Linked DNA regions of Mus musculus: regions 1 and 3 are each linked to region 2. A link is a loop called in an ENCODE intact Hi-C map of the cell type or tissue named here. Cell type or tissue: heart. All regions are shown on one strand.

Region 1 (8,000 bases), 62 kb before region 2:
CCTCTTGGGAAGTGTTACCATCACTGAGGAGGACACCAACTCACAGCAGTTGAGGGGATGTGTTTACCCTGTTCAGTGTACCTCCATATTTGTTCATTTTCTTCTCCCTTCTCACCCCTTTTTCTCCTCTAGACTCCTTGACTCGTACAGAGGAACTCTCATCTGTTAGTGACAACCAAATTGGCATTCCTGTGGGGAAGAGGGACTAAAGAGTATTCTATTTTGCTGGCATCATTCCTGGGCTCTAATACAACATGATTCCATTTCTATTTATCAAAGTGTGGCTACTAAAAACAAAGTGTTCTATACAATTACCTTATTCAAAAAGACAGTTTAAGAAAATACAAGAATTTTGCAGGCTGAATTGGATCTCAGTGGTGCATTATTTATCTAACATGTGTGAAGCTTTGGTTTCAACTGCCAAAAGAAGAATGAGAAGAAAGAAGTTAGGGTTTTACTAATGTGAACAGACACCATGACCAAGGCAACTCCCATAAGGACAACATTTAATTGGTCTGGCTTACAGGTTCAGAAGTTCAGTCAATTATCATCAAGGTGGGAGCAAGGCAACATCTAGGCAAGCATGGTGCAGGCAGAGCTGAGAGTTCTATATCTTCATTTGAAAGCTGCTAGTGGAAGACTGGCTTCTAGGCAGCTAGGATGAGGGTCATAAAGCCCACCCCTATAGTACCACGCCTACTCCAAAAAGGCCACACCTCCTAATAGTGCCACTACCTGGGCTGAGCATATACAAATTATCATAGAAGGGTAAAGAAAATGTAAGAAGAGAAGGTAAAGGTGGAAGAGAAGGGGGGGGAGACAAAGAAGAAGAGAAAACAATAATAGTGGTTGAGAGAAGACCCATTTCAACATTTTCTTTTACAAATGAGGCTTGGAGGCAGGAGAGCAGCTTAGTCAACATTGCCCAATGTGTCTGCCAACCTAGCTCTCATCATTGCGTCCATGGAAAAATATCAAGCCTAGGAAAACCTCTCCACAACAGGGATGTTATTATTCCTAAATTGATTTCTGGGTGCTGCTCATATCTCAGCATATGGTGTTAGATCTACAGAATCAGATCTGAAGGCTGTCAAAACCCCATCTACTTGACCCCTGAAGTCAGCTGATTTTAATATCAAGCATTAAAATCAGAGTTGGGTAAAAATGTAGGCAGATTGTGGCAAAGCTTCAATGTATTTAGGAGAAGAGGTCACATTTGAACTCATCACCTTTGGAAGCTTTCCTCTAAGGGGACACAGAAAAGTCTCAGTGGCTATGGAAATCAAAACTGTGTCCTCAAAAAGCTAGGGATGGAATAGCAAGCAGTCACTGCCTCTGTATACCAATCAGGGTTTTAAAGACACACTTGGGATTCCATGGAATAGCTGAGGTACTGGATTGGAGTGAATAGTTAAGACCAAAGCATAAGAACAATTCTCTTATTCAGATCAAACACTGTGTTGTGCATGACTTACATTTAAGTGTACATTTCAAAACCAATTACAATTTCCAAATATTCAAATATTCCATTAGTTGCACAATCAATGCACTATGTGGTTCACCAAACAATGCATTTTAGAAAAGCGGATAAAGCACAGGTCATCCTGCTGCATGTGTCAGAGTGCGTGTGCATTGTGGAGTCCTAGCCATGCTCTCATCTGCCCGAAGTCCTGACCCAACCAGAGAACAGAAAACCCAGAACCAACCCATTCCAAAAGAGGTTCCTCTGCAGAAATAGGCCAGGCCAAAAGAGAGCAACTTCTCACTGTCATGTACCTTGAGAGACATCTTAGGCCACCGTAACATCTATCAAGTGACACATCATTTACCCAGTATCTCCTGACCAATTTTTTTTAATTTCATCTAGAGAAATATTATCATCCTCACGATGTGGTACAAACGTGAACAAAAGGGGCCCCAGCTTTGCAAAGCAAACTTCAAATCTGGCATTAAAGATGAGTCCCGGTTAGCATCACCTGGGGGGCGGTTTCTTAGCTGCTATTTAACTTCTGTTATCACTTCTTTGCTTGTAAACCAAACCAGTGATCAGTTGGAAATATTCAGTTACTGCTTCCATGAGATAAGGACTTGCTTTCAGTAGTGGGAAAGCAAAGCCAAGAGCAATTCTGACACATTGCTGTCATTCAGCCAGACAAGACTAGTCAGAAATGGCCGCAAGCAAGTAAAGTATTTCTTTTGAGAGGATGATTTTAAGTTTTCCTCTTTTCCTCCTTTTTAAATTTTACAAGTTGCTTAGGAGAGAAACTACACCCACCAGTGCCCTGATCTTACATGTTCAGCCTCTGGAATTAAAAAAGAAAAACCAAAACATTTCTATTTCATAAACATCCCTGCCTGTGGAAATTTGTTATGGTTGTCCTAGAAAACAACAACAACAACAAAAGATGTCAGATGCTCACTAGAACTCTCCCCACAGGCGGTTTCTGAAATCTCTCCTTCACCTCTACCATTTAAAAAGTAAAGAGCTATCTCCACGAGCAGTGCTTGGGACACTACTCACATGTATGCAAAATGAGGGAGCCATTTGCCCAATGTATTGAACAGAAAAGGCAACTCAGACTGGATCAAAACTGAAAAGTACAAAATCCCTAAAAGAAAACCTAGGGCAAATCATTCATGCCATGGTTTTGTGTGAGACTCAAAGGCTCAGGTCAGAACAACAACAAAGAACCAAAAAGCCAGACAGCTGGACTTTATAAAAAGTTTTAGGATGCTGAACCTCGATACACACTACCAGCAGAGTAAACATGCATCACATAGATGGGAGAAATAATAGCACACCATATAAATGAGAAGTGATACCCAGAACACACAGAGAACTCCTGAATCTGAACAAATAAAAATCACTACCCAAAAAAAGGCAAGGGCAAAAGACTTGAATAGACATTTTTTCCAAAGATGCATATACATATTTATTAAGCATATAAAAAGGCACTCCATATTATTGATCAAAAGAAACTCAAGTCAAAAGTCCAATGAGTTACCACCTCATACTCATTAGGATGCCTGCAATTCAATAAAAACCCAGAAACTATCAAATATGGATGTGGATCGAGGCCCTCATCCACCAACTACCTTCCCTTTCAGGAATATAACAGTAACTACATTGCTCACCTTTCCTTTGCTGTGGCAAAATGACTGACAGAATTACCTCACATTGGAAAAATAACTGGCTCACAGTCTCAGAGCTGACAAGGCATAGTCGTCTGATCCCATTGTTTCTGGATGTGTGGTGAAGCAGAACCTTAGGATGGGGAATGTCGGACCTACCAGCAGAGATGAATGATGGCCAAGAAGCAAAGAAAGGGAGGAGCTAGAGACAAGAACCTGCTCCGCATAACTATGATTCAGCTACGTCCCCATCACCTCCCACCATCCACCAAGCCAAGAACCAACTGATCAATCCACTCATCTTCTTAGAGCCTTTCGATCCAGTTACCTTCCCAATACCCTACCTCTAACACATCCCTGCCATGAGTTCTTAACACACACACACAAACACACACACACACACACACACACACACACACACGAATCCATGCATGAGCCTCTGAGAGACAGCTCAGATTCAAAGCACGACAAGTGAAAGTCCAATCCTCACAGCATGCCTGGATTTCATGTCTGCCCACCTAGCCAGGAGAAAGGAATAAGTCTCTGCCTAGTTTCTGTACATCCATGCCCACAGACATGACACTCCCCACAGCTACACCACAGAAACAACCCATGAGAAACGGAAAGATAAGCAAAATATGATACATTCACACAATGGTCTTCTGACAACAAAGGGGAGAAGCTTGGGGAAGTAGCAGGCGAAGACTGGCAAGATTAACAGGAATTCATTGACAAAGAACAGCTACCTTAGTTTCTAGCTTCCCTTGGGGTCACATATGGCTTTTATATTCTCACAACTTACAGCCTTTATGCAAAAAGACAGCTCCTAGTCACTTTCCTTCTAGTCAAGTGCATTTGCCATGCTTAGGCCAAACAACCACATGCTGTGAGCAACACAGGTACAAGAAGCTCTTTTAATTACACAAATAGTAAGTCAGGCTAAAACAGGAGAGAAAAAATTCATGGTGAACACACAACAGGAGCTGTATTTTTAGTGAACAAATCTACATAGCCTGAAGCAGACATCAGGAAGGAAGATGGAAAAAAAAAAAAGACTGGAAAAAATCATTTTCCATATCGTTTCTGATGTTTATAGATCTAACTACGTTCCAAGCCAGAAGAAGAAAGATGTCTCTGCAGGCCATGAAGATCAGCCTTGTGGCTTCTTGACATCTACTGGCGACAGCCCAGGGTAGCAAAAGATGCACAGAAGACAAAATAAATGCCTCATGTGAAAAACAACGCTACTTCCACGGGGTGGGCGGAATAACCTATATAAAGCAAAGTTAGGGAGATAGGTTTTAGCGGGAAAGCCTGTTTTAGGGCCGGATATTGGACTTGCAAGTCAGGAATCCCGGGCAGAGGGCATGGCCAGTCCCGCCCCAGTCCGACCTCTCCGTCAACCGGAGTTGGTGAGGCCCTTTGTGCGGCACTTTGTGCGACAGTTCCGACGCACTTTACGGCGCCGCTGCCGTGTTGCGCGGCGCTAGTGGAAGTGGCGGCATCGCTGGCTCGGCCCTGTCGTTCTCCACAGCTGTACCGTGGCGGTGGGCTCGCGCTGGGATGAGCGCGCGGTGCCGAGCCGCGGAGTGGAGTCATGGTGAGTGGTCGGCGCTGACGGGCTCCGAAGGGGCGCTGGGCGGATACGGAGACTGACCTTTACTCCGGCCTCCGGTGGCTCCAGCTGACACCCCTTATCTGCTTGCAGGCAGGCACACGTTTGTGCCTCCTAGGAGGTCGGGCTGTTACCCCACTACCATCTCCGCACTCCTCCCCTCTTTACGGTGGAAATACCTTATGGGATCAGGGAGCCTTTGCAAGCACTGTTTCCAAATCCAGCAGAAATCTTATTTTCACCGGTCTTGTCTAAACTAGAAAGGGGTTCCAATGCCCAAGGGTTAAAGTTCTCTTCCATGGCTGAAAAATCACCATCTTACTGTTGTGGGTAAAGATGACTTACCCTTTTCTTCTTGGTGAAAATCCCATACTCTGACAATAAATTGTGGATAAAAATTGCAGTAGTTTAATTTTTTTTTTTTAAACAGGGTTTCACTTTGTAGTCCTGGAAGTCCCAGAACGTACAGAAATTCACCTGCCAATGTTTCCCAAGTCCGGGGACTAAATGCAAGCCGCCAATGTGCACCACGTCCAACTGCAGTAGTTTTAAAGACATATTTCTATTAGAAAAAAAAATGTTTCTTCCAGCAGACCCTGTGCTGCACTCTGTAAAGTCCCAGTTGCTTAGAGAGCTAGTCGCAAATTCGTGGGCAGCCTGGACAATTTTAGCAAGACTCCACCTCAGAATAAAAGTGTTGGAACTTTGAGAAAGGCTGGAGTTGTAGGCACCTTACCAGCATGAGACACACACTAGGTTCCATCCCTAATCCTGCCCCAAAAGGGAAAAAGAACCCACCTTTCACCAAAATGAAGGTCGTAATGAGTTTGGCTGCGGAATAGGTAGCAATTAAGAGTAGTAAAGACTTGCTCTTCTCCTCCATTACAGGCCAGCACAGTGGTAGCAGTCGGGTTGACCATTGCTGCTGCAGGATTTGCAGGTTTGTCTGTGGGTTGGGGGTGGAGCAGACTGGTTATGCATGGATTTGCTTATTCTGTTGCTTTTGGTTTTAGGCCGTTATGTTTTACAAGCCATGAAGCATGTGGAGCCTCAAGTAAAACAAGTTTTTCAGAGCCTACCAAAATCTGTAAGTGAACCTTCTTGCTAACTAACTTGCCTGTATTTGAAGCCTGGAGCTTGCCTGTAAGGTGAATTCCACAGGTCCATGGAGCTCAGTGTGGAGTTGTAAACCTTGCAATGGGCCACACTGGGAGTTGGTTTTCACATGTGACAACTGAGGGTGGGTGGCCTTTGCAGATTTAGAACGATAGCAGGTAGTTAGCAATTAATTTTACTACATATACTGTTGACCCAGGTTTATCTGTCCAGCTGCCTTCCCTCGTGTTTTGTCACATAGGATAGCTTTGCAGCGATGTTAGATAACGGCTCTGAACTGGGTGTAAAGCACAAAGCTGCTGCTAGTCAGGACTTTGAGAGGCCATGTCATGGAGCTTGGGCAGGAGCATAGGGCCTTGTTGTACATGATCTCTACTAAGGTTAAGATTCTGATGGCATAAATGTCCCTACCATAAAGTCTTATTTTAGTTGTTGCCTTGAATCTTTTCGAGATCTCCAGGTCGTCTTTTGAGACCTTTTGAAACTCCTGTTTTACGGGGATCAAGTTTCTGTCTGGAATATGGATGAGAGTGGCTGCCATTCACTCATCTCCCCTCCCCCCCTCCCATCTTATGTTCTCAAGACACTGTTCCAGTTTAGTTGCAAGAAATGGGTGTTTAACACATCTTAAAATAGTTGGCTACCCCTGGTCAAGCTAAAGTGCCTTGGGAAGTACACTTGTACTTCCCTGAAATGTACCACTTCTTTTACAGATTTAACCAACTTCCATTTACTTCATTAATCTTTTCTTCCAATTCAATTTCTTTCAGGCATTCGGTGGTGGGTACTACAGAGGTGGATTTGAACCCAAAATGACAAAACGGGAAGCAGCATTAATATTAGGTGTAAGGTAAGATGTCTACTCAGTTCTGAGATGTAGGGTAAGGTAATTCCTAGTAGTAATTGAGAATGAAGTAGTTGCTGGGGATAGAACTCACACGTGTAACACTGGGACAGTGCTCACTGCTGCCTGGAGTAATCTAAAGTCTACTCTGGAATGCAAACTAAGCGTTGAATGAGGGTTATGATGTTAACTACATCTAAAGCACTTTTGGTTCTTACGAAGCACATTTTACTGTCTCACACACAGCTTCTCAGTTGTGTTGCTTTACTGTTCTCAATGTTTAACTTCACTTCTGTAATAGTTCATGGTGTTTTGTTTTCTTAAAGCAAACTAAAGCAACAAGTATGTTTTCCTTTTCAAATTAGCCCTACTGCCAATAAAGGGAAGATCAGGGATGCTCATCGCCGGATTATGCTATTAAATCACCCAGACAAGGGTAAGCAACTTTTATTACTATACTGGACTGTTAATGGAATAGCTAATTCTTGGTGTTATGAATGTCTGTGTGTGAGCAGTTTCCCAGTTGTGGATCACATTGTAGTGTCTTAAGTGAAATTCAGTACATATGGTGACGTTCTCTGCAGTGACACCATGTCTCACCAAAATAAAGATATAATGAACAACAATGTAAGAACTACTGTGATTTGGCAGGAGCGGTAAACATTACTACTACTTTTAGGTTCTGTGTCTATGATAGAATGTCTTCCAATAACGGGTTACAGTTCTGCTAGATATTTTGGTTGGTTTGTTTTTAGGCCATCCAAGGTTGGCCTAAACCTTATGACCACCCTCCCTCATTCCCAAAAGCAGAGCTTAAGAAGCACACCCCAACTCGGCTATGTTTTGAGTTTTACTTTTTAGGTTTGCATTATTTTTGTTTAGACTCATAAATAACCAAGTTTAAATTTTAATTAAGAAAAACTTAAGGGGCCTCTTAATGTGTGGACACTTGTGACAGAATACTTATTTGGAAACCTATGAGCTGTATTTGCTTTTATTCAAATACAGACTTCAAAGTAGCTTTAACTGGTAAGAACAGATTCTTTAAGCAGACCACAAAAATCTGTTGTCATGCACATGAAATTTAAATAGAACTGTTTAGTATGTGACTTCACAATGTAAAGAATTTAGCTTGCAGACCTCGAAGTATTCTGTTCTGGATGGTAGTAGAGTCCACATATACACATTCTACCAGAATCCTCTTGATGACCCCTCTTTGATAGGGTTAGGACCACACTGCTCCATCACTTTAGTAGACAGCAAATCTAGATGACATTACAAAGAGTCAGCTAA
Region 2 (8,000 bases):
TATGGATGTATGAATTTTTTTACTCCATGGAGCAATACATCAAGGCAATGCACTGGCTACAAAGATCAAAGCATGATGACACCTCTCAAACTCTTAAATCACAACTCACACAGCCAGATGTGTGTACTCCCTATATTTCTGGGGAAGTAAAAGGTGTAAAAGTTGGTAAATACAGAATTTCAGAATCACCCATACATGAAAACCTACCACTGAGAAAAGTACAACAAAATAGAACCATTTAGAGCTCTTGACTCTAAACAACTTCTAGTTTTTAGCATTTCCAAAATTCCTTCATTATTATCTTCTAAATTAGAAAAAATTAAATTCCTCTATGCTAGACAGAAGCCAGGCTCAAAACTCTAACATTATTTTGCTTAATTCTATAGGTATTGCACTAACTACTGAGACAGGATACCCTAAGAGCAGTAGTTCTCAATCTTCCTAATGCTGCAACCCTTTAATACCCTTTAATTCCTGTTGTGGTGACCCCCAATCATAAACTTACTTTGTTGCTACTTCATAACTGTAATTCTACTACTGTTGTGAATTGTCATATAAATAAATATCTGATATGCAACCCCTGTAAAAGGGTTATCCCACCCCCATGAAAGGTGAGCCTAAAGGCTAAAGGGTCAACAAGGGAAATTTAAGAGATGGTACAACTATTCTATCATAGAGATTGTGGTTGCACACAATTGTCAGCCATTTATCACAACATTCATAATGTTTATTTTAATGAAAGCTGTTTTGCAGTATACAAATTAAATTAAAAATTTAAATGACAGAAAATAATAAACCAGTTGTAAGAATTTTTTTCAGTCATGTGTGGTGATACATGCCTGTAATCTCAGCTATTAAAGGAGGCTGAGGAGAAAGGATGGCCAAGTTTAAAGCCATATCTCATTGGAGTTTGTGTCAAATGAGGTTAAGAGTATAGGTCAATAGTGAATCTCCTGCAAAGCATGTGTGGGGAAGGCTCCAGCCAGGTTCCAACTCAGAAGGAAAAGGCATTCCTCCCCTTGCCCTTGGGAGACCTGTCCACCCTAAGGAGTTCCTCCTCATTTTTCCTTAATAAATCTACTTTTCGGGGAAGCAGGGGATCAACCCACATGGATAATTTCACTGCATAAGATATGAAAGTATTTTAGAGCACTGTATTTCAAGTCCCTAATTTACAGGAATCCAGTGACAAGATAATGAAGTATGCCACCTAGAATTCCCATTTGCTTATTACTTCTAGTTAAAGTTCTTTTCCTTTTACCATTTTGATGTTCCAAAGTCCTGAAGACTACATCTTGTACAAAGTACACATACAATTGATTACAGAAGGAAAACTTTCAAACGTTCAAAATACACAAAAATGTGGCTAATGTCCTTCCCAACCCTTGTCAGTAAAATGGTGAGGTCCAGTCTAAGTATAACCAGATTTGTAGAGTGTGAAAGGGGTACAGACCTGGAACTATAATAGCTACCCAGGAGGCTAAAAAGGAGGAATGCAAGTTCAAGGCCAGCATGAACTACACAGTGAGTTCAGGACCAGCCTGGACAATTTACTCAGACTATCAAAGAAGGGGGGAAAAAGGCATCAGAGCAGAGCTTTATAGCAAAAACAAATGCCTACCATACTATGTACAAGCCAAGGTCTAGGCTCAATTTTCAATACAACCAAAATCAATTACTAATACTTCAAAGTTCCAACATGGAGATATTTGCTTGTGAAATAACTTTTAAAAAAAAAAAGACACCAAAAGATTGCAAACCAACTTTACAGAAGTCAAACTGATTATGTTGTACTACAGATTGACATAAAATTCAGTCAAAGAAATGGTTCCCTATTATCTACACGATGAAGAATTTGTTGAAACAATCACTTTTCAATGTGCAAGGAAAGCCTGCATAATCTGTGTTACCTAAAATGTGTGCTGAGAATCAGAGATTCCTGAGCCTTTTCCACAGGGTAGGTAGGGAGTGATACACACTAACGAACTTTATCTAGGCAGGAAAAGTAGTCTTAAGTCCAGTCCTTGTGGCCCAGCTCACCTTATCTACAATCTTGCAGAGATGGTAACCACTAGGTTTCAGTAAGAAGTATCTACTCAAATATTGCTTGAATCATTTATGTGACATCATGTTTTAAACCTGGAACACTAACGAAGCCAGTTACACACTAATAGGTGATACTAAAGGCTTTAACACTCACTCTTACTACTTAGTTGGCCACCAGAGATTTTACAATCAAAATTTACAAAACAAAATTTAAAAAAGTATACTTATCATTCTTTGTCAATGAGCTACTGCCTATATTATTACCACGTGACAAATCACCTCCATACAGCTAATAAGCAAGCTAGAAAGGGAAAAGCAAAACACTGAAAAATTAGGAAATCGTTAATACCAAATAAAATCCTCTGGAATAAAGGAGCCATTGAAATGAAAACCTGTGAGAAACCATTTTAAGTACATACAATACTCATGTACTAGAAGAGAGCCTTCATAAAAATAGCCAAGACTCTCAAACATCTGAGATGCTGGCTTGGAGAATGACTGACAGACAACAGCTGAGAAGGTTTTGTGTTGATTTGTTAAGATTCTCGCACACTTTGGGGAGAAAAAAAAATAAGGAGAAGGGGCCGTTACTATGGAAAAACTGTTCAGCCTTCGTGTTCTGCTTGGTGCCCCCTCCCCCTTTTCCAATAGAAGCAAGCGCCTTACAAATTCCTCCACTCTAGAATCCTCCCTCTGTCTCCGAGGCCAGCCTCCACGGCAATGCATGGCCTCTTCTCAAAGGAAACAAAAAGAACCTCGTGGAAGAGGACTTAAAAAGCAAAAACAAAAAACAAAAAACCCACCTTCCCAGGGGCTGGGAAGACACGCGTCCCTCCCACCTGCCGCCTGGCCTCGGGTCACCTTTGAACCCTTCCTTCGGAATTCGCATTTCTCCCGGGCCGAGGGGCGAAGGGGCCGCCCGCTCCCCAGGCCGCGGCCACCAGGGCCCGCCGCCCGTCCGGGTTTCCACGCGGGCGGGCGGGCGCCGTGGGTTCGCAGGGCCCCCGGGGCAGCACAAGCCGGGGTAGGCCGGGGAGTCAGCCATTCATGCCGCGGGCGGGAGGGCGGGCGGGCGGAGAGGAGCCTGGCGGGCCCGGCCGCCGCCGCGGGGTCGCAGTGAGCTGCCCGCCTCAGTCCGTCCCTCAGTCCGCCCGTCCGCGCCCCCCACCCCGCCAGGCCTCGGCGGCGCGCCCGCACCACAGCCCGCCGCTCCAGCCCGCCCGCCCGCCCGCGTCCCGGAGGCCTCGACCCAGGACGCTCCGGGACAGGAGGCAAGCCAGCACCCGCCGCCTTGTTTCCAAACATAACGGAGCCTGGGCCCCGAGACCGTTAAACCGCGCCGAGGGCAGAGGCCAGCAGCACGGCCCAGCTGCCTCCCCCGCCACCACCTGACACCTCTCCTCGGCCCCCGGGGTCCCCGGCGCCCCTTGACCCCGCTCCCAGTGCCCAGCTCCCATCCCCGGCCGCCCCGCGGCCCGTACCTTGTAGAAAGCCCCGTTGGAGCCGCGAACCTCCACCGTCAGCTCCGCCATGTTGGAACCGCAAAGGCTGCTGGGAAGAGATTCTAGAAACTTTCCAACGCGAGGGGAGGAGGGGGGAGGGGCGAGCGTCGCGGGGGAGGGGCGGGCGGGCGGGAGGGCGGGACGCTCCCGGCCCGCTCCCGGGCTCTCCGCTAGCGGCGCCGCTCTGCGCGGGTCCTTGGGCGGCTACCCAGCGGCAGGCCGGTCCGCCCACGCCCACGCCCGCGCGGCCCGCCTCGCGCACAATGAGTGAGGCGGACCCGCCCGGCGCGCCACCCTCGCCCCAGGATCCGCGCGGCCGGCGACGCTCCCTACGGGCTCTTCCCGTCAGGAAGCGCGGCCTGGCGGGCGCTCGGGCTCGGCCAGAGCGCATGGCCGGCCGACACTCTCAGGTTTGCCCTCATGGAGCCTTCCCTCTGGAGCCTCGGGCCGTCCCCTTGAAGAGCCTTTCCCAGGACGAACCCGGGACTCGGGGCTTCCCCCGAGCCTCACGCAGTTCTCAGGCCTCGCCTCGCGCGAAGGCAGCTCACTCACCTGTCACCGACCGAGCACGGTTACCTTAATACGTTATTAAAGGCTCGGGAAACCTAGGCTAATTTTGTGGGGGGATCCTGTTTGAGACACAGTTCTCTACCCCTGGGTGGCCTTGAACCCACAGAACTGCTTCTGCCTCTGGCCATCGGAGTGCTGGCATTACTTTTAAAAAATTTTAAACAATGGGAAAGTGTATTCCTCCCACCCCTGATAGGTTACACGTGGGAAGTTTTGCAAAGAGGATCCAAGAACCTATTGGGTTTTGTGTTGTGTGACTTTACCAGAAACGCCACCAGTTCTAGAAGCTTTGTGGCACTCATACTTAGTTTGATAAGTTAATGCCAACTTCTGAAAGCAAGGCTTTTGGAAATAGTACTTAAAAGAATTCATTTGTATGTGCATCTTTACATAACTTTTCAGCGACGCATGATGTATTTGTCTTTCCTTTATTTGGAGCTCAAATTGACCACCCTGCCTCCCACCTCCAGGTGCCAGTTGGGCTAACAGGCTCAGTTCCCCCACGGTTACCTGTTACTCTGAGACAAGTCTCACTAAGCAGTCCAAGATGGCCTTCGATTTACCTCCCATTCTCTTGTCTTAGCCTCCAGAGTGCTGGCTTTACTGGTGTGAGCTCCTGGCCCCTAGCAACCTGGTTTGTATAAAGTACATTTTCTTTATACAAGATTAGCCCTTTTAAAAATGTACAGTTCAGCGTCTATCACCAGGATCAGTATAAAACATTTTCATCACAAACAACAATAAATAAGTAAAAATAAAAAGCACTTGTGCTTGTTGCTGTTCCCCAATTCTCCTGAATTCCCTGGATTCTAGGAAACTGCCCATGTGTTTTCTATGTAGAGATTTGCCTAGCTCGATCTCACATATGAGTGGGATCGTGATGTGAGAGCTTCTGTGATTGGCTTCTCTCATTTAGAATATTCTTTCAAGATTCATGGTACAGCAGGTATGACTAGGTGTCCATTTTTTGTCACAGTATTACACTGCATAAGCAACCGCACTGTACTGCTGATATGGGTTTATTAGTATGTTTGAGGGTCAGATGCAGAGGACTGAAACAAGGTCCCGGAGCTACACACAGCACTATCTTCTTTAGCCCTTTATTTATTTCTCATTTGAAGGCCCATGCCTGTAATTTTGTGGAGAATACAAGAGGATCAGGAGTCCAAGGTTATCCTCAGCTACAAGTTCCAGGTCAGTCTAGCTATGTGAGACCCTGTCTCAAAACAAACAAACAAAAAACTCCACTGTTAGCTGAGTCAAATTCTCTTTTAGCTGTTAAAAGTAACACTTCTGGGGTAGGTGCCCGGTGTTGTAGTGAACACCATCAATTCGAGTTCTCAGAAGACAAAGGCAAGAGGAACTCTGAATTCAGGGCCAGCCTGGACTACTATATATCAGGACAACTAGAGATACATAGACCCTGTCTCAAACCAAAAAGCTGGAGCAGGAGAGATGGCTCAGCATGTGTCCTTGATTCTCAGCTGCATGGCAACTCATAACTGTATATAACTCCATTTCCAGGATAGCCAACACCCTCTTCTGATCTCCAAGACTACCAGATTCACGTGTGGGCACAGACCTTCGTGAACAGATGTGTACTGTTGACACACCTTGCCAATGACTGTGAGGCCTCAGACCCATGGTACAATTTGGCAAAGCTTACCCATATGGGCCAGGCTCAAGAGGAATGGCAGAATTTTCGTTACCGATCAGTATGTGAAAAGACAACTGACTTTGACTTCCTCCTGCTGGAGGAGATGTACAGACTCCTACTGAAATTAGCTAGCCCCTCCCACTGTGTTGTACCTAGGAATAAACATGCTGAGTTCTAGGTTGCAAAGGTAGCAGAACTCTACCTGGCACGGCTTGCTGTATGTGTGTTTCTTGGTCTGTCAGTTTTAGTTTTCTTTTCTCGGTGCCTCTAGTAAGGATCCCAGGATGCAAGGTGCTCGGTCACAGCACTGCTATGAAAATTCATGCTTCCATTTTTGAAGTCCATCTCTTTTGGCTGTATACCAAGAAATCCACTTGCTGACTCCTGTTGTAATAATTCAGTGTTTAACCAACTTGAGAAATTGTCACACTTTTCCAGAGTGTGACATGCTTGGCAGTGTGTTCTCTGACTTTGCTTTAGGAAGGTCTCCCTTTCTCAGTTCTTTCTCTCTCCCTCCCCCTTTCTTGTTTTGGATGTTGCTTGTTTGTTTGGAATAGAACTCTATAAAGCTCTAACTGAACGAATCTAAAGGATTCTGGATGGTCTAAACTTTGAAAAGTAAGAGTTGGTCTTCAGCCCTTGTATACTGAAAGTATTTTAATTTAGACTCCAGCTACCATTTCACTACTCCTTTAAGGTCATTTAGGTAGAGTGGTTTTCATTTAAAAACTGAGCTTATCTAGCATCTAGTGACCCTTGCAAGTTCACAGTGCTAAGAGACAGAAGTTAAGATGCAAACCCTTGATTTCCTGCTTCCAACAGTCATATTGGTAATTGCAGCTCCAGTAATCACGTTTACAATGACATGTGACATAAATTTAAAACAACTTTATTGTTTACCATTATTATTTAAGTGTGTCTGCATGTGCACATGTGAGAGCATATGGATGAAAGTTCAGAGAACAACTTTACGGAGTCAGTTGTCTCCTTCCATCTTTAACATAGGTTTCAGGGATTGCACTCAGGTCTTCAGGTAGCAAGCACTTTGACCCACTTCTTGTCCTCCCTTAGTTTCTTTACCAGTCCTTGGGATACAGAAGTCACTCTGGAGTCGTCTGTTTCAATGACACCTCAAGCCAGCTGAATGTAGAATTCAGAAGGAGAGTAATATCGAAGGGCTATAAGGAGGAGGATGGATGACCTTAAAGCAGCTGCAGAGGAAGTCTGTACCCAGTCCAGCTTTCCCACAGCTATTGTGGTGGTTTGAATGAGAACCTCCCCACCTCCACCAGACTCCTATATTTGAATCCTTGGTTCCCAGTTGGAGGAACTGTTTGGAAAGGATTAAGAGCATGGCCTTATGGAGGAGGTGTGCCACTGGGGTCAAGCTTTAAGGTTTCAAAGGCCACCCCACTCCCAGTTAGCTCTCTCTGCCTCATGGTTGTATCTCAAGATGAGGTTCTAAGCTACTGTTCCAGTGTCGCGCCTGCCTGCCTGCCTGCTGCCATGCTCCCAGCTATAACAGCCTCTGAAACTGTAAGCACCGCATAAACTCTTTCTTCTGTAACTTGTCTTAGTCATGGTATCTTATCCCAGCAATAGTTAGGTAACTAAGATTGAAGCTGGTGCCAGGGAGCAGGCTATTGCTCTGATAGACCTGATTGTGTTGTTTGGGGAAGAATGTGAAGGACTTTGGGAGTTTGGACTAAGAAAGTGTTTGAACACTGTGAGATTTAACAGACCATTCTAGAAGGATCTCGAAAGACAGTATTGCTGAAAGCAATGGGCAATATGGAGACCCAGTTCAAACCATTTCAGAGGGAGGCAAGATAACCTACGGGGTTAGGGACCATTCTTGTGATATTTTGGCAAAAGATATAGCTGTCTTTTGCCTAGATCATAAAAATCTACCTGAGGTAAAATTTTAAAATTTTGGACTAATTTTCTTGATAGAGGAGATTTCAGCACAGCCTATAATTTTGACTCTGTCACATGGTTAATTAGTAATCACTCTTATCCAGGTCTGCATGAAAAAGAGCTACCAGAGCAAAAAGAAATGTAGAACATACAAAGCACCAGGCAATTGAATGTTGTGCTGAAAGAGATAAGAAGAGGCCTGATGCAAAAAAAAAGAAATTAAAAAAAAAAAAAGCATGGTGTCTCCAACAAGGCCTACCCAGGTATGTAAAATATTAATAATTAAGCTTAACTCTGTCTAGCTTTAA
Region 3 (8,000 bases), 220 kb after region 2:
AAGCCTCAGGGTATCCCAGGAACCGGCTGCGCATCAGACGTTTACTATGAAATGAAACCCCATACTTACTGCCCTCCCCTTTCTACAAGTGTCTGGCAGAGATATTTCCTTGCATTCCTATGAGTTGGGCAGTTTTCTAATGCGAGCTCAAAATCTTCTATTGCTTTGTTTAGACTTCCTTTTGTTGCATATCTAGAGACATTAAACAAAAGTAGGAAATTTTAATCTTGTGACTCCTTTACACATTTTTCATTCTTCAAAACATCTCCTTAAAGTCCACAATTCACTTACAATGCTCCTCGCGCTACCAAAGCCTCCACATTTTGTTTGTCTATTTCCAGAGCTTTATTGTATTCGTTCATAGCATCCACATGTCGCCCCACCTTAAAATAATCGACTCCAATCTTCACACTGAAAACACATTTGTGAAACATCACAAATATTTTACTAAGTATCTAAATAAAATGTTAGTATAAATCATTACTAAATTAAGAAGCATTTAAATTGGACAAATATTTAGTTTTTAAATTACTCTCAGTGTTTAAAAAGCACCTCTGCTTTTACAGATATTCAAATATTAAGACACTAATTCTTTCTGGAAAACAATTCTGAACAAAATTTGTCTACTAAGATTCTAATGTAAGACCTTTATGAATGTCATTCACTTGTAAACACATTCTAGTCTTACTGATGCTGAGAGAATTCGTGTCTAAGTTACATACTAGATAACTGCCATTGTTAAACAGAACAATCTCCATACCATTTTAAAGCCCAAGATGCTGACTGCTTCTTTCTTAATGCTGAAGCAAAATCATCTTCAGAGAAATTTTTGCTATAAAGAAAATGAGAGTCAAAAATGTAAATACTTTAGAAGTACACTTCATTCTGTCTCTGGTAGATACAACAGTGAAATGGTGAATTTCAAGCAGGAAATTCGTATTACATCTATACAGCCAAGTCCTTTTAAATTGTCAAATGTGAATATTACTGTTAAATGTTAGTCTTAAGCATATATATGAACTTTTCTGTTTCCTCCTCTACTTGGGTCAAATGGCATATTCCTAGCATTGCTTAGCATCCAGACCAGGAGGAGATAGGCTCACTTCACTCAACCTTCAGTATATTCCTATTGCTACGGTCAACGTGTTCTTCAGCTATGTAGCCTCTGAGCTAATCCACACCCCTCACCACCTTTATCAGCTAAGAGAATGCAGATCTACTTTTACCTTTGTAGGCCTCTCATTAAAGACGGTGGATGAGATTCATCTATTCCTAGTTTCTCTAGAAGGAATTCAACTACTCCTGGATTAACAAATCCCAGAGAACTCTGCATGATATTTTCATAGGACTCCAAAGAATTACTATTTAGTTCAACACTCCTCCTTTGTAAAATAAAAAAAAAAAGGAAAAAAAAAAGAAAAAGAAAAAAATCAGAAACACAAACAGTAAGGAGCACACCCGACTTTACTAGAAATGTGACTCTAGGAGGGTTAAACACTAATGCCACTTTTGTACACAAAAGACAGGCACTATTATGCTATAACTGTCTACCAAGCTTAAAGTAATTTACAGGCTATAAAATGCAATTCCAGTTGTAATTTGTTAGAAATAGATAAAAGATAAATACCTGTAGTACAAAGGAAGCTCTTCAGAAGTGATCACACCTAGTTTAATGCCAGCCATGTGTGGAGGAAGAGATGAGCTATACAGAGATACTGCAAGCTTTTCATGGTATCTGTCAATATCCTTGATTCCAGCTTTGAAGAAGAAAAAAGGAACAAACAATAAAAAAGTGAAAACAAAAATAAACTTTTCAAACCCTACCTCTATTAAACTACATTTTCAACATTAATTTGAAAATTTTAATTAGTATGTTGAAGTTGATCACCTCGAATTATGTCACCAGTTTGATAATATGATAAAGGATCTCCATGGTTACTGTGAGAAGGCACATCTCTTAAGGGACAAAGAGCCTGCAAGGAGAAGTATTTGAAAACACCACACATTTGACTCTGGCAAGAACAGTATCTCGTATCTTAGTTATTCATTATGAATGGTAATACTGCACATTAACAATGATAAGTCTAAGTCTAACACTATTTCCTTTTTAAGAATCCATAATTATACATATTTACAGGGTACAATTATATAGTGTTTACAGGGTAGCAAATCAATACACATATACCATTATCCTATTGGTATAATTAGTAATAGACAGATACCATTTCTTTGGGTTTAGTCTTCAGATTCTTTTCTGGTCATAGACTAGCCACCCTCCTGTGCTCCAGAACACCTCATCCTAATCCAGCTGCAGTTACCTACTTTCCTTCAGTCCTCTCCCCCTTTTCTGACTCTGGCCACTCTAGTCTACTGTCTTTTTCAGTATTCACAATGTGAACATGTGATATCTGTCTTTCTGTGTTTGCCTTATTTCATCAGAGACAGGGTCTTTCAGGCCATCCAGCATACTTTCATTCTTTTTGATGGCTTTAAACAACTGTTAACAGACATGTCAGTGACTTAAATTTAAGAATTTTTTTTTGTTACATTTTGTGTCCAACCACAATAAAACTTGTTTTTTAGCTTTAAGAACCAAGATACAGTGGTGGCACACTCCTTTAATCCCAGCACTCGGGAGGCAGAGGCAGGCGGATTTCTGAGTTCCAGGACAGCCAGGGCTACACAGAGAAACCCTGTCTCAAAAAACCAAAACCAAACAAACAAACAAAACCCCAAAAAACCAAAACCAAACCAACAACAACAACAACAAAAAAAACCCAAAAACCAAGACACAAAAGCTATTAGCATTTTAAATGAGGTGTGCACCCTCCTGTTGTATATGTCTTCTCTTCACATGGTGAGACAGAGAGCCGACATGAACAGTGTTGGGGTGAAGCACTCCAAACGGAGGCAAGCACGTTATTACAGCGAGAGAGAGAGAGAGAATGTTATATGTTTAATATGATAGGAAGGACTTGCTAGATTACTTACATACGAACATCTAATGTGCAATTATTAAGCATATGTTTAACCACAAGATATCTGTTCAGAATACCAATGAACATCATCACAACCACTAATCTCTATGATGTCAAAAAGGAGACTGACCTGCAAACAGAGTTCTCCAAACCTTGAAACACCCACAATGGAGGAAACGTAACACTCTAGTACTTGTTTTTTTTTGATAGGGATTCACTATAGAGATCAGGCTGGCCTTGAACCCACCTCTGTTCAGCCCACCTCTGCCTCCTGAGAACTAGGGTTAAAGGCATGTACTGTCAATGTCCAGCTCTCTAAGGCTTTTGGTAAGAACAACTACTGTTTTTTTTTTTTTTTTTCAGCTTATCTTTAACCCTCCCCCCCCAATATCCTACCAGGTAAATGTAAACAGACTTGGATAAGCACATAATTTTTGCATGGGATGAGTGTAGAGTGACTTACTGTGATTTCTAAGTGCGAAATATCTCTCACGATGCCACTTCCTAAACAGATCAACACCATGAAAAAACCAAACTCCCGAATAGAGCTAATTCTTCCAATCACTATATCACCACGTTCAATATCTCGGAAGAAGAGCTCTCTCCGGTCCATGCTTGGCATCTCCATGAACTGCTCTAAGGGTGGCATGACCGCATAAAGATCTGGAATAAAATAAAACCAAATCACCACGATCATTCTGACTTCCTTCTCCTTTGATAAAATGCTTTAAACTAACCAGTAAATCTTGAAAAGCTTCTCAGACTAAACTTACTGTCATTGTCGTCATGCACTTCAGAGGGTGGAGATGCGTCTGATTTCCAAGACAGTGCAAAAAGCAGATCCGCTTTTTTAGAGATGAATTTTTGTATTTCAATGTTGTCAACTCTCTTCTCTTTCCTTAAAAGAAAGGTGACTATATACATGTACATATATATATATATATATATATATATATATATATATATTTTTTTTTTTTTTTTTCACTGATCCACGCTCTCATACATCCAAACTCGTGTACGGCAGTTTTCATCACCCAACCCTGCTTAGTGTCTCCAGGGGAAGTTTTATTTATTTTAGCTTTTCAGTATGCATTTATTTAGTGCTGTGATGTGGCGTCCATGTGCCACCGTGTGCAACTGGGGGATCATAGGACAAGGCTGGGATTGGTTCTCGCCTACCCTTGCGAAGCCTGGGAATCGGTCAGGTCAGGCCGCTCGATGGAAAGTGACTTTACCCACTGAGTTCCGGAAGAAGTTTTAAGCCCGTTCTCTCTGGAAACGGGAGCAGGGAAGCTTTGGCGGCGGCTCGGAAGGCGCATCCCGGCCATTCAGCCCGGAGCCAGTGCCTGGTCACACACCCCGGGGCTCGGTCCCTCCTGTCCGCCCCGCGCCCCGGCCCGGGTCACGGCCCCGATACCTGCCGGCTCCCGGAGGAGGCGCCGCGCCGCGGGCTGGCTCGGCCGCCGTGCCCAGCAGGCTCCGGAAGTGCGGGTTGTCCTGCTGTTCACTCCGCAGCAGCGACAGCAGGGCCGGGCCGTGGCAGCCCAGCGACTGCCGCAGCAAGTCGCGGTCCATGGCGAGCCCGCCAGGCTCCGGCGTCCGAGCCCGCGCTCCCGCAAGCCGAGGGAAGCTGCCCGGACGCGCTAACCTCCCGGAAGCGCTCGCGGCGGCGAGCTGCCTCAGTCTCGCGAGACCTGGCGGGACTACGGGAACCCGCAGGAAGCGCGAAGCGGGTCTGGCGCCGAGGGCGGAGTAAGGCTGGAGGTGTGACGTGTGGGGACGCCTGAGCTTAGCACGTACGTCGGGCTGTGTGGTTCCTAGGTCGCCAAGGCCAGAGCTCCGGTCTCTTTTTCACCGGGTGCTGCCGAGTTCAGCGGTGCAAGGGTGGCTGGGCGGCCGCGGAGGAAGTTTCCTCAGTCCTGTCTGCCCGGGGCGGCGCCCGCGTCCCCTCAGGATTGCCTCAAGGTGGCGGTCGCAGGAAAGCTGCCTGCTAGACCGACGTGGGGCAGACAGACAAGGACCTACAGTTGACTTGGCGGCGGCTGGAGGCGTGTCCACCTTGTTTCTCGCTGCCTTTTAGAGGGATGTGGCTGTCACCAGCCCGGAGAGCTTTAAAGCGCAGCGCGCATGCTCTGTTCTGGCGTGGCTTTGTAGGAGTTTTAGGATAAGCTGCCTACTACTAGGGTGATATCTGTGGGCTGCCTGGTACACACTGGTACCGAGTGCTTTAGGTGGCTTACTTAAAACTGGCCAGCGTTTGCTGGCTACACTTCAGTGCTAGCTCTACACCGAGTGTAACCCATAACCCCACACAACTTTGTTCTACACCTGGGCACCACACCCATACCATCAGGGCTTTTGTTTGTTTGTTTGTTTTTTGTTTGTTTTTTTGTTTGTTTTGTTTGTTTGTTTGTTTTCCAGTTACAGGGGTTTCGAATTCATTTTCTTTCGTGACAAATACGTGATTTTTGAAAGGGACAGGACACTGGATAGTTGACCAGACCAGAGGGGGTACAATGGAAAGTGAGGGAGTTGGTTAGTGCTTGGGTTTTCAGCATGCTAGCCAAGGATTCTCTCTACCACTGAGCTACAACCCCACCTACATTTTTTTTAACTTAAAAACTCTCCAAGAAACTTTAAAGAAATATGAATAGTTTAATGAACTGTTGGGAGGGGGTGGTACAGGGTACGAAAATGGTGAAGGAAATGAAGAAAGCAGAATATTCCAAACAGATTTTCACTGCTTGGTTTCTAACCCTACTTTTACTGTGATTTCAAATTTCATCTTAAAAGTAAACACATAAGCCGGGCGTGGTGGTGCACGCCTTTAATCCCAGCACTTGGGAGGCAGAGGCAGGTGGATTTCTGAGTTCCAGGCCAGCCTGGTCTACAGAGTGAGTTCCAGGATAGCCAGGGCTACACGGAGAAACCCTGTCTCGAAAAACCAACCAACCAACCAAACAAACAAACAAAAACCAAAAAACAAACAAAAAATAGTAAACACATATGTATATCCTGTAACAAACACTAGACTCTAAAGATGAAAATACGCCCTGGCTCGGAGTGACTCTGTTTGTTTGTGGAAGACAGATAAGAATAAAGGCATAAAGCTATAACACTGAAGGTTAATGTGGCTACCTAAGGTGTGGCCTCAGATCTTTTTTTTTTCTAAATTAGGTATTTTCCTCATTTACATTTCCAATGCTATCCCAAAAGTCCCTCATACCCTCCCCCCCCACTCCCCTCCCCCCCACTCCCCCTTTTTGGCTCTGGCGTTCCCTTGTACTGGGGCATATAAAGTTTGCAAGTCCAATGGGCCTCTCTTTCCAGTGATGGCCAACTAGGCCATCTTTTGATACATATGCAGCTAGAGTCAAGAGCTCCGGGGTACTGGTTAGTTCATATTGTTGTTCCACCTATAGGGTTGCAGATCCCTTTAGCTCCTTGGCTACTTTCTCTAGCTCCTCCATTGGGGGCCCTGTGATCCATCCAATAGCTGACTGAGATCATCCCTTCTGTGTTTGCTAGGCCCCAGCATAGTCTCACAAGAGACAGCTATATCAGGGTCCTTTTAGCAAAATCTTGCTAGTGTATGCAATGGTGTCAGCATTTGGAGGCTGATTATGGGATGGATCCCCGAATAGGGCAGTCTCTAGATGGTCCATCCTTTCTTCTCAGCTCCAAACTTTGTCTCTGTAACTCCTTCCATGGGTGTTTTGTTCCCAATTTTAAGAAGGGGCAAAGTATCCACACTTTGGTCTTCGTTCTTCTTGAGTTTCATGTGTTTAGCAAATTGTATCTTATATCTTGGGTATTCTAAGTTTCTGGGCTAATATCCACTTATCTTTGAGTACATATCATGTGAGTTCTTTTGTGATTGGGTTACCTCACTCAGGATGATGCCCTCGAGGTCCAACCATTTGCCTAGGAATTTCATAAATTCATTCTTTTTAATAGCCGAGTAGTACTCCATTATAACAAAAAACCTAGGATAGCAAAAACTCTTCTCAAGGATAAAAGAACCTCTGGTGGAATCACCATGCCTGACCTAAAGCTTTACTACAGAGCAATTGTGATAAAAACTGCATGGTACTGGTATAGTGACAGAAAAGTAGACCAATGGAATAGAATTGAAGACCCAGAAATGAACCCACACACCTATGGTCACTTGATCTTCCACAAGGGAGCTAAAACCATCCAATGGAAAAAAGACAGCATTTTCAACAAATGGTGCTGGCACAACTGGTGGTTATCATGTAGAAGAATGCGAATTGATCCATTCCTATCTCCTTGTATTAAGGTCAAATCTAAGTGGATCAAGGAGCTCCACATAAAACCAGAGACACTGAAACTTATAGAGGAGAAAGTGGGGAAAAGCCTCGAAGATATTGGCACAGAGGAAAAATTCCTGAATAGAACAGCAATGGCTTGTGCTTTAAGATCGAGAATTGACAAATGGGACCTCATGAAACTGCAAAGCTTCTGTAAGGCAAAAGACACCGTCAATAAGACAAAAAGGACACCAATAGATTGGGAAAGGATCTTTACCTATCCTAAATCAGATAGAGGACTAATATCCAATATATATAAAGAACTCAAGAAGGTGGACTCCAGAAAATCAAATAACCCCAATTAAAAAATGGGGCTCAGAGCTAAACAAAGAATTCTCATCTGAGGAATACTGAATGTCTGAGAAGCACCTGAAAAAATGTTCAGCATCCTTAATCATCAGGGAAATGCAAATCAAAACAACCCTGAGATTCCACCTCACACCAGTCAGAATGACTAAGATCAAAAATTCAGGTGACAGCAGATGCTGGCGAGGATGTGGAGAAAGAGGAACAGTCCTCCATTGTTGGTGGGAGTGCAAGCTTGTACAACCACTCTGGAAATCAGTCTGGCGGTTCCTTAGAAAATTGGACATGGTACTACCTGAGGCTCCCGCAATACCTCTCCTGGGCATATATCCAGAAGACGTTCCAACTAGTAAGAAAGAAACATGCTCCACTATGTTCATAGCAG

Evidence for each region. Peaks named below come from ENCODE experiments on the same cell type or tissue, not always from the same donor. Only the 100,000 strongest peaks of a DNase experiment are listed, where the experiment ranks them.
Region 1: it touches region 2 in a loop (4-fold over the local background); 9 of 42 quality-filtered maps call a loop at or near these places.
Region 3: a loop joins it to region 2, with 2.5 times the contacts of the local background. A loop is called at or near these places in 9 of 42 quality-filtered maps.

What each region holds. Positions count from the first base shown.
Region 1 is chr3:34,077,918-34,085,917 of GRCm38, reverse strand. Dnajc19 (DnaJ heat shock protein family (Hsp40) member C19) reads left to right here and starts at 4,564. Exons shown (of 6, transcript NM_026332.4): 1 at 4,564-4,732; 2 at 5,636-5,687; 3 at 5,761-5,834; 4 at 6,634-6,713; 5 at 7,073-7,143. The coding sequence starts at 4,730. In heart, no CTCF peak of the experiment used is centred here; a DNase peak (open chromatin) is centred at 4,577; H3K4me3 peaks cover 2,246 bases; H3K27ac peaks cover 1,481 bases.
Region 2 is chr3:34,015,691-34,023,690 of GRCm38, reverse strand. Fxr1 (fragile X mental retardation gene 1, autosomal homolog) reads right to left here and starts at 3,612. Exons shown (of 17, transcript NM_001113188.1): 1 at 3,528-3,612. The coding sequence starts at 3,578. In heart, a CTCF peak has its summit at 3,731; a DNase peak (open chromatin) is centred at 3,760; H3K4me3 peaks cover 2,853 bases; H3K27ac peaks cover 2,110 bases.
Region 3 is chr3:33,796,832-33,804,831 of GRCm38, reverse strand. It overlaps Ttc14 (tetratricopeptide repeat domain 14), which reads right to left and starts at 4,649. Exons shown (of 12, transcript NM_027619.4): 1 at 4,396-4,649; 2 at 3,752-3,876; 3 at 3,442-3,641; 4 at 1,889-1,973; 5 at 1,628-1,757; 6 at 1,227-1,382; 7 at 761-832; 8 at 292-411; 9 at 70-192. The coding sequence starts at 4,553. In heart, a CTCF peak has its summit at 4,917 (motif pointing right); DNase peaks (open chromatin) are centred at 4,711 and 5,011; H3K4me3 peaks cover 2,388 bases; H3K27ac peaks cover 1,643 bases.